Regions from separate parts of the Homo sapiens genome. Here region 1 is linked to region 2. A link is an interaction called in ENCODE POLR2A ChIA-PET data of the cell type or tissue named here. Cell type or tissue: GM12878. All regions are shown on one strand. Region 1 overlaps LOC105377700 (a long non-coding RNA gene). Region 2 has its middle 450 kb from the start of CCNG1.

The links. Peaks named below come from ENCODE experiments on the same cell type or tissue, not always from the same donor. Only the 100,000 strongest peaks of a DNase experiment are listed, where the experiment ranks them.
Region 1: POLR2A ChIA-PET joins it to region 2 with 9 read pairs; 2 of 35 experiments call an interaction of 5 or more read pairs at or near these places.

The regions. Positions count from the first base shown.
Region 1 is chr5:163,084,786-163,089,785 of GRCh38, forward strand. LOC105377700 (a long non-coding RNA gene) reads right to left here. Exons shown (of 4, transcript XR_002956233.2): 4 at 4,321-4,561. Among named protein-coding and RNA genes, the nearest start is that of CCNG1, 350 kb to the right of the region's middle. In GM12878, no CTCF peak of the experiment used is centred here; no DNase peak of the experiment used is centred here.
Region 2 is chr5:162,988,718-162,993,717 of GRCh38, forward strand. No RefSeq gene overlaps it. Among named protein-coding and RNA genes, the nearest start is that of CCNG1, 450 kb to the right of the region's middle. In GM12878, no CTCF peak of the experiment used is centred here; a DNase peak (open chromatin) is centred at 2,354.

The DNA.
Region 1 (5,000 bases), 96 kb after region 2:
AGAAGATGTACAAATGGCCAACAAACATATGAAAAAATGCTCAACATCACTAATAATCAGGGAAATGCAAATCAAAACCACAATGTGATACCATCTTACTCCTGCAAGAATGGCCATAATCACAAAATCAAAAAACAGTAAATGTTGGCGTGTATGCACTGAACAAGGAACACTGCTACATTGCTGGTGGGAATGTAAACTAGTACAACCACTATGGAAAACAGTGTGGAGATTCCTTAAAGAACTAAAAGTAGAACCACCATTTGATCCAGCAATCCCACTACTGGGTATCTACCCAGAGGAAAACAAGTTATTACACAAAAAGGATACTTGCACATGCATGCTCATAGCACCACAATTCACAATTGCAAAATCATGGAACCAACCCAAATGCCCATCAATCAACGAGTGGATAAAGAAACTGTGGTATATATATGTGTGTATATATATATATATATATATATATATATATATATATATATGATGGAATACTACTCAGCCATAAAAAGGAATGAGTTAATGGCATTCACAGTGACCTGGATGAGATTGGAGACTATTATTCTAAGCGAAGTAACTGTGAAACAGAAAACCAAACATCATATGTTCTCACTCATAAGTGGGAGGTAAGCTATGAGGCTGCAAAGGCCTAAGAATGACATAATAGACTTTGGGGACTCAGGGGGAAAGGGCGGGAAGGGAATGAGGGATAAAAGACTACAAATACTGTGCATTATACATTGCTCACAAATCACTAGTAAAGAACTTACTAATGTAACCAAACATCACCTCTTCCCCAATAAACTATTGAAATACAAAGTAATAAAAATAAAATAGCATCATGAACACCCCCTCCTCATGTTCCTTTCCCCACACCCTGTTTTATTTCTTTTTATAGAATTTCTCAGTATGTGATTTTTTACGTATATATACATAAATACCTCTTTATTGTCTGATTCTCTTCCTGTATTATTTGCTCCTTGAGGTCAAAGACCTCATAGCCTTATTTCACTAATATATTCCCAACACCCAGTACCTGGCACAAGGTAGGAAAGCAGTAACATTTATTAAAGAAACTGAAGGACTAAATAAATAAGCCAATGAATGAATTAATGATAGCATGGAAGATTATTCAACAAAATGTTTTATGGATATAACCAGCTGATGAGATCATGGATAATAACATTCTTCTATGTACATTTTTCTACTTATGCTTAATATCACTTGCAATATCTACACATATATGCATATTCTTTAGAATAAAAGAATATTTTCAATGTTTTGTTTATATATTTGAGGGTTTGAAACAACTTAAGAGCAACATTAGGATAATATTACTTCAAAGAAGCTTGTGAAGGAGGTATTGGGCAGAGAAATCCCACTGAAAAATTACCTTAAATGTTCACTGCAGTGAGATAAAAGCTTTAGATACCAGAAAAATGAAGAGTGTAAATAATTAACTATTAGGAAAATAAATATGTTTGTCTTTTTTTTTTTTTTTGAGACAGAGTTTCGCTCTTGTCACCCACACTGGAGTGCAATGGCGTGATCTCGGCTCACTGCAACATCCACCTTCCTGGTTCAAGTGATTCTCCTGCCTCAGCCTACTAAGTAGCTGGGATTTCAGGCGCCTGCCACCATGCCCAGCTAATTTTTGTATTTTTAGTAGAGATGGGGTTTCAACATTTTGGCCAGCCTGGTCTCGAACTGCTGACCCTGGTGATCCACCGGACTCGGCCTCCCCAAGTGCTGGGATTACAGGCATGAGCCACCATGCCTGGCCAGATATTTGTCTTTTTAAAAAATATATCAAAATGAGAGGTCAAGCTGGTCCTACCCAAAGTTCTTTACATTCTTTAAATGTAGGGGAAGGGGCCCTTCCTGAACATGCTACATAAAACCAGTAACATACCTCCCCAAAAAAGTAGCTCTTCTCCTCCTACCCCTTTACATTCTTTAAATGTAAAGAACCCCAAACCTTAGCATCATGCAATGTACCCTTGTAACAAACCTGCACATATATCCCCTGAATTTAAAATAAAAGTTGAAGTAGATAAATCCACATAAAGAACAAACTTTTTATGGCCTTAATTGCCTGAACCTAAATTTCATTCAGAATTCAGAGTTCTGCGCATGATACAATAAAGGAACATTCAGATGTGATTTCCCCTGCAAAGTATATACAGAGATTCCAAATAGTAAGTTATAGCTCTTCCTCACATGATGCTCACTAATTTACACACAAAGACATTCTGCATGTTCGTGCTATTCTATAATCTTACTCACAAGGGAGATTTCCATTTGGAAAAAAAAAGTAAATTATGAAAATTTTCCTCAGTGTCAGTATATGTAATTTCTATGGTAAATATAAAAATTACAGGATATTCAGTTATAATTCCCACCCAATTTATTCAATAATTAAGTATTGAGTGAGTCTTATATGCTAACAACTATGCTAGATCATGAATTGTCTGAGTATGAAAATAAATGTTAACAGGTTTCTAGCCTTCAAAGACCCATGGCCTTTCTCCCATTAAGAAAAGAACCTAGGTGGGAATTGAACAATGAGAACACATGGACACAGGAAGGGGAACATCACACACCAGCGCCTGTTGTGGGGTGGGGGGAGGGAAGAGGGATAGCATTAGGAGATATACCTAATGTTAAATGAAGAGTTAATGGGTGCAGCACACCAACATGGCACATGTATACATATGTAACAAACCTGCACGTTGTGCACATGTACCCTAAAACTTAAAGTACAGTTAAAAAAAAAAGAACTATTTGTCTTGAAGTTATGTAATGTAGGAGTTAAACCACAGAAAAGCACAAGCTTTGACATCAGACCAAGTAGATCAAAATTCTAACTCACTCTTTTTCTTTTTCTTTTCTTTTTTTTTTTTTTTTTTTTTAGAGACAGGTTTCACTCTGTTGCCCAGGCTGGAGTACAGTGATGTGATCATAGCTCCTTGCAGCCTCAAACTCCTGGGCTCAAGCAATCCTTCCACTTCAGCCTCTTGAGTAGCTAGAATTACAGGTGCACATCATGATGCCCACCTAAGTTTTAAATATTTAAAACTTTTTTGTAGATGGAGTCTTATTATGTTCCCCAGGTTACTCTTGAACTCCTGGCCTCAAGCAATCCTGTTGCCTAGGCTTCCCAAAGTGCTGGGATTACAGGTGTGAGTCAGCACACCCAGTCCTAACTCACTCTTATAATACATATATGCTATTCCATTGTATGGATGTAGCAGTATTTATCCAACCAGTCCCCTATCGATATAGTATGCATTCAGTGTTTTCTGTAATGAGGTGACATAAGACAGTGTTGCAACAAACACCCCTGCACATAGAGCCTTATGTTCTGATGTGTTTATTTACACAGAAATTAAAAGCAATAGCCTCCAGATTGCTGCAATAGTCTAACTAGTGTGCCTGTTCTGTCCTTGTTCTTTTATCATGCACATAAAAATTAAAACTTAGACTGTGTCAGTCTTCTGCCCCAATCCATCAGTGGTCTGTCAGTTCTCTTAGAGCAAAAGACAAAGTCCTTCGATGACCTGTGTCTTTCTGTGAATTGCTCATCTTCACCCTCGGTATCATTTTGACCCCATCTCCTACCACTCCCCACCACAGTCGCTTCACTCCAGACACACTGGCCTCAGCACTATTCCCTGAATCCAACACGACGCAAGCCCTCACCTTAGAATTTCTTGCATTTGCTTGTTCCCTCTACTTGGAGCTGCCTTTGCTTAGGTATCTGCATGCCCCACTCTCTCACATTCTTCAGGTCTCCACTCAAATGTCACCTTCTCAGCGGCGCCCTTCCTGAACATGCTAAATAAAACCAGTAACATACCTCCCCAAAAGAAGTAGCTCTTCTCTTTCTACCTCACCTTATTTTGTTCAAAGCATTAATTACATCTGACATACTTTGGATTGACTTGTTTATTTGTTTATTTTCTGTTTCCAGTCCTACTCCAAATAAGAGTACCACCCACAGGGGTAAGGACTTACTTTTTCTACTGCCATATCTCTGGTAACTAAAATTGTGCCTGGCACATACTAAGTGCTCACTTGATTTTTATTAAATGAATTGATAAAGGAATTAAAGAGCCTTAAAGCTTGGCTAGATGCTACCAGATTAATCTCCCCAAAATGTTGCTGCAATCAATATTTTTCTGCAAGATGTAAGAATGATTGTAACTACTTCCCCATACTTTTACCAACTCTAGACATTATCGATCTTTTTATTATTTATGTATGTACTTATTGTCTAAAGGATAGTTGCAGCTTTTATCAAATAAATGTGAAACTCTAATGTGTAACCAAACATACGTATTTAATTTACTTCTATATGCTCCTAAGTGACACACTGCAAGAATGCAAACAGAAACAATGCAGATAACTGAAGTTCTGAGCTAGGTTTTTAGCTCCAACAATTAAAATGCAAATCAAATACCTCTTCAAGGAGACCTGTCTAAGGAAGCAATCTCTCAGTTTCAAGGAAGTATCTTTCAGCCAGCACCATCCTTCTGTGAAATAAGCAGCTTCTTTGGCAAGTCTGAAAGAAAGAATGGGGAAAATGAGAGGATCACTCATTATAACTGCCCTCCTGGAGTTCTTTCAAGAATATGCTTCCATGACAGATAAAGGGAATTCAGAGGCTAAGAGGCACTCTGTTAAGATTTACAGGCAGCTCTGGCATAGATCCAGATGCAAGATAAATAACAAATGTGCACGGGAAAAGAAGGATGTGACAGAGTGAGAATATCCTTCATATGACATGAAAGGTAGTGATTCTGGGGATGCAAACTCAGCCTGTTGAATAGTCCTTGAAAATGGCATTTTAAAAGAACATCGAGCAGTTGGAAGACCTATGGGGAAATTGACAGAATCCAGAACTAGACAGTCATGTTGGAGTATTGTGAGGCATGGATTTTTCTTTAAAAAAGTCTCAGTGTTAAAAGATAATTTCCATTTGTAGTATAGAAATTACAAAG
Region 2 (5,000 bases):
TACAGGGCTTTTACCTACATTACTCTTCCCTTTCTCTCCCCACCATCCCTTAGTGTCTTAGCTTGTTTGGACTGCTATAACAAAATACCAGAGACCAGGTAGCTTGCTCACAGTTCTGGAAGCAAGGAAATTCAGGATCAAGACCCCAGCAAATTCAATGTCTAGTGAAGGCCCACTTTCTCATTCATAGAGGATGTCTTCATGCTGTGTCCTCGCAGAGTAGAAGGGGCAAGGCAGCTCCCTAAGGCCTCTTTCCTAGATGCACTAATCCCAACCATGAGAGCACCTTATAATCTAAATCACTTCTCAAATTCCCTACCTACCAATACCAACACAATGGTGAATAGATTTTAACCTATGAATTTTGAGGGGGCACAAATATTCAGACCATTGTACTTAGTTAACTTCTATTCATCTTTGGGATGTAGCTCTACTGTCACTTTCTCAAGGAAGTTTCCTGCTGTCTCAGACTAGAATATAACTCAGAGTTATAACACCGAATTGCTTTATTTGATAGCGGTTATCACAGTTAAAATTTCACACGTTTATATGATTACTTAATTCATAGCTGCTTTCTAACCAAGCCCACAAACCCAACTCACAGGCTCCACGAAGGCAGCAGAATGGGCTTGTTTCTGCGCAGTCTTTTGTTTCCCGAGCTTAAAACCATTCCTGGGACACAGCTGGTGCTCAATGAATGTTTCTTGAATAAGAAAATGTGTAGACTGAGCATGTTTGTGTGAAGCAAACTGTGTTCTGCATTTTCTATGTTACAGATGAGGAAACTAAAGCTTAAGAAGATGAATTGTCCTAATGTCATATATTTAGTACATAGACCATGAAGCTGTTAATCAAGCCCACACTTTCTAATTCAGAGTTTCCAGACCTCAAAAATTCTATGTAATAATATATCTGCCAAAATGCACTTCCCCTTGTCTCCCATTTCATGCCTCTTCTTTCTTCCATAGCATAATCTTATATGAAAACAGTGTTTCTGTAGCAATGAAAAATATTCCTAAATTATGTCAATACATATTTTCAAATAGTGAAGTGTGACCATTCTTTCAAAAACATTTTCACTTTTTCTGAGATGGAAAAGACACCCGGAAATGTATTTCTTCATCAACAGGTAAATTGAAAAGTAATGTCAGATACCCATGGTGTTACACTAAATTATTCCCTTTCCTTTCCTAAGGCAAATGTTCTAATCAGCCTCATGCCACATAAGTCTAACACCACTCTGCCCCATGGTATTGAATTAACCTTTACCTGACATTTCTGGGTAATCATTTTGGGAGCCATCCAATAAATCATTTAATAAAATGAAAGTAAAATAGCCTTCCAGAAAGTGCATGTGCTCATTTTAAGTACTTCTAAATGGAGGCAATTGCACTCAACAACAAAAATAGCTCTTTGTACCAACAAACACAAATGAGTGGACTGGCCTTCTACAAAGGCAACAAGGAGGCATCTGGCCATGAACCAGAATGGACTTCTTAATGACATCCTCAAACAAGGACAACTATGCCTGTGGGGTTTTCTTCCCTGTCCTCACCTCCATCTGTGGCTACTGAACTTTGGCAATTCATCAGAAAAACAGATTGCATTTGCAAGGAGATTGCATCACTGTCTGGTAGAATAACTGATAAGCTAAATGGTGAGGAATTTTTGCTATCTCCTAAGATAAGCTGCCTTTTGGGAAGAGAAGTTGGCACCTACTTTATAATACAGAAATGGATGGAGAGTCACCTTGAAGATAATTTTGCCTCTATAAAAGGTTATTCGGATGCCTTATTTAGTTACGACAGTGTAAAGAAGTGGGCACCCATTGTTATGTTTTTGAGTACCTTAGCCAATCTGTTTCATTCCTTGATATTCCAAGTTGATTTCTCAGAATAAGTGAACCGATATGCCTAAGAAGTTGAGAGTCTGTGAGAGAAAAAGGAGTTATGCCTGAAATCCTGATCTTTGAGACCTGAAGTTAGAAAAACCTGGAGGAGTGGTCCAGAATAGCTTCAACCAAGGCCCAGTGGTAAGACAAGAAATAAGATAATGAGCCTTTTGAATAATGAGGCTTTTAAGCTGGCATCCCTGCCTCAACACAGTGTCTGTGAGATTGTAGGGAAGGGCAGATTTATTAGGAAAAAAAATAGTTTGTGGCTGATTCTTCCTCTTGAATAGTAGTTTTTTATTTACTGGGTTATCAGATGAAAAGATTTGCCATTTTACTATGATGTGACCTTTGAACACTCACACAGGCCTTGAAAACATTTTATGTGATAATAATTGGCTTGAGAGAGCCGTGTAGTTAATGGTTCTGAAAGAAAGCACAGAATAGTGGTCACTTAGGAATTTCCCTTCAACCACAACAAAATGAAGATGCTCAGTATTCAGAAAAAGGCTAGACATTCATTTGCATTCCATAAAATAAGGGAAAAGTTTGCATTTCTCTGAAGTGTATACATCTAGATCAGTGGTTTTCAACTGGGAACTATTTTGCACCACTTCCTTGAGATACTGGCAACACCTGGAGATATTGTTTGTCATAATGGGGAGCTGAGATTGGCATCTAATGGGTAGAGGCCAGGGATCCTGTGAATCATCCTACAATGCACAGGTCAGCCCTCCTCATATAAAATTATTATCTGTTCGAAATGTTAATAGTGCTGAGGTTGAGAAACCCTGAGATAGATCAAAAAGGATCATCTCAATTGCACTGAAAGTCATCCTCAGATCTCATTACAAACTGAGAAAGTCAATTAATTCAAGAACTGGTAAAACTTTGTAATCTTTTTATTTCTCAGACAGCTGGCTAATTTCTTCATCCCAGGAACACATTCATCAAGCCCACTGCAGAGAAACTCTTCAGTTGCATTTTCCTACATAATTCCAAATACATATGGATATTCTGGGGGAATCCAGGGGAAGCTTTTGAGAATTTTATCTATGTTTAAAGTGACAAGCAATATTACTCTATAGCGCATTATGGGGAATTTTGTATACTTGGCACTTTAGCAAAATAGAATGAACAACCAAACAATATTCCAATAAAAATCCAGTATTCTTATGTAATATCTAGCTGAAGCTCTAGGCCACATAAACTGGGCTGTTCTCTGATCTGTAATTTAACATGAAGAGTGTGGAGTCTGATCAGGAATTAAATGTTTTGGATCCCAGTCTCTTTCAAATTAACTACCACTGTGCAATAAAGGTTCATATAACTCACCTATGATTAATTATTGGATTAATTATTGTATTTATCTATGGGACTTATTGTGAAAATTAAATTAATTGTGCATATCAAAATATTTAGGAAACTAACAGCTTAACAATAAATGTAAATAATAGTGACTTTGCTTCAAAATAACTCACAAAAGTATCACAAGATGGAACTTGACTGAGAGAGGCATTTTTGAGAATTTTCTGTATTCAAAGTGTCTCTTGTGGAAATTTTGTCCTTCAATATGACATTAATTTAAACCATTAAGTTACTGAAAGACAGGGGAAAAGCTTATGTATAGCTTCATGCTAATTCTGAATCAAGGCATTTTGTTAATATCAATTTTAAGAAAAAGCTGTGTCATAAAGAATAGTCACAGTTATCCAGGATTTCCACGGTTTTACTACTATAGGATTTTAACTGTTGGATGGCCAATTATTTCAGCATTTTGAAATCTCGCTTATAGAAATAAATATAAACATGAAAAATAATGAAGACATGAAAAGCAACATAATTTTTCTGGAAATCACAAATTCATGTATCTAAAACAAAGCACAATAAAACAAAACAATAAATATATAAATAGATATAAGCCATATATAATTTAAAGGTGAATAACTGAGTGAGTCCTAAACTTCTTAATGAAATATTTTTAGGGAATATATGTACCTAATTTAACAGGAAACATACATAGCTACTCAGTAGTCTCACAGTACCTATCCATGCTATAGCATTAATCACATTTGACTCATAACCTTTCTAGCTTGAAGCCAACAATACACTCTGTTCAGTTATAGACCAATGGCTTATAGACATACATAACTTATTATCCTAAGTGGGTAACTAAAACTTGTATAGGCTTCAAATGATTTACATTTTCCCATGCCTGACCTGCTACACATGACATGCTCTTGGTATTAGAGATAAGATTTTGGCTTTGTTTTTCCTCTTGGACATTAGTGAAAGAATCGTATAGAAGCTATACAAGGCAAGAAGAAAAGCAGCCTTGTGATGGGGTTTGTCTAATATAACTTTTATGCTGCAATATCACATTATCAATAAACTAAACTCACATGCTTTAAGAAGCAATGCTCCATGTTATATCTTAGAAAGCTTAAAATTCTCCACAGGTCTCATCAAAAACTAAAGAGGAAGGAAAAGGGGAAAAAGAAAATTATGCAAAGAATTTCAAGCTAATAAAGTTTGTGGAATATGGTAGGTAATGAATAATGTTAACTGTATTTAATACCGTTACAGAAGTTTAGAGTATCATTTAAATTCCTTCATTTCCTGGAAGTAGAATATAGATTATAAAATAATTTTTCTCATAAACTTCCAACCTCACTCCTAATATCTCCATGAAGGTTAACATTATCTCACTATGGCCGGGCGCAGTGGCTCGCGCCTGTAATCCCAACACTTTGGGAGGCTGAGATGGGTGGATCGCCTGAGGTCAGGAGTTCAAGACCAGCCTGCCCAATATGGTGAAACCCTGTCTCTACTAGAAATGCAGAAAATTAGCTGAGCATGGTGGCGGGCGCCTGTAGTCCCAGTTACTTGGGAGGCTGAGGCAGGAGAAATCACTTGAACCCAGGAGGCAGAGGTTGCAGTGAGCTGAGATCGCGCCACTGCACTCTGGCCTGGGTGACAAGAGCAAAACTCCATCTCAAAAAAAAAAATTATCTCAATATGTGGGAATTCCCTGTAGCAAATTACTTTACATACTTGTTTAAATATAGTTTTTAAATATAGAGAGCATTAGTTGACAATTGGAAACACA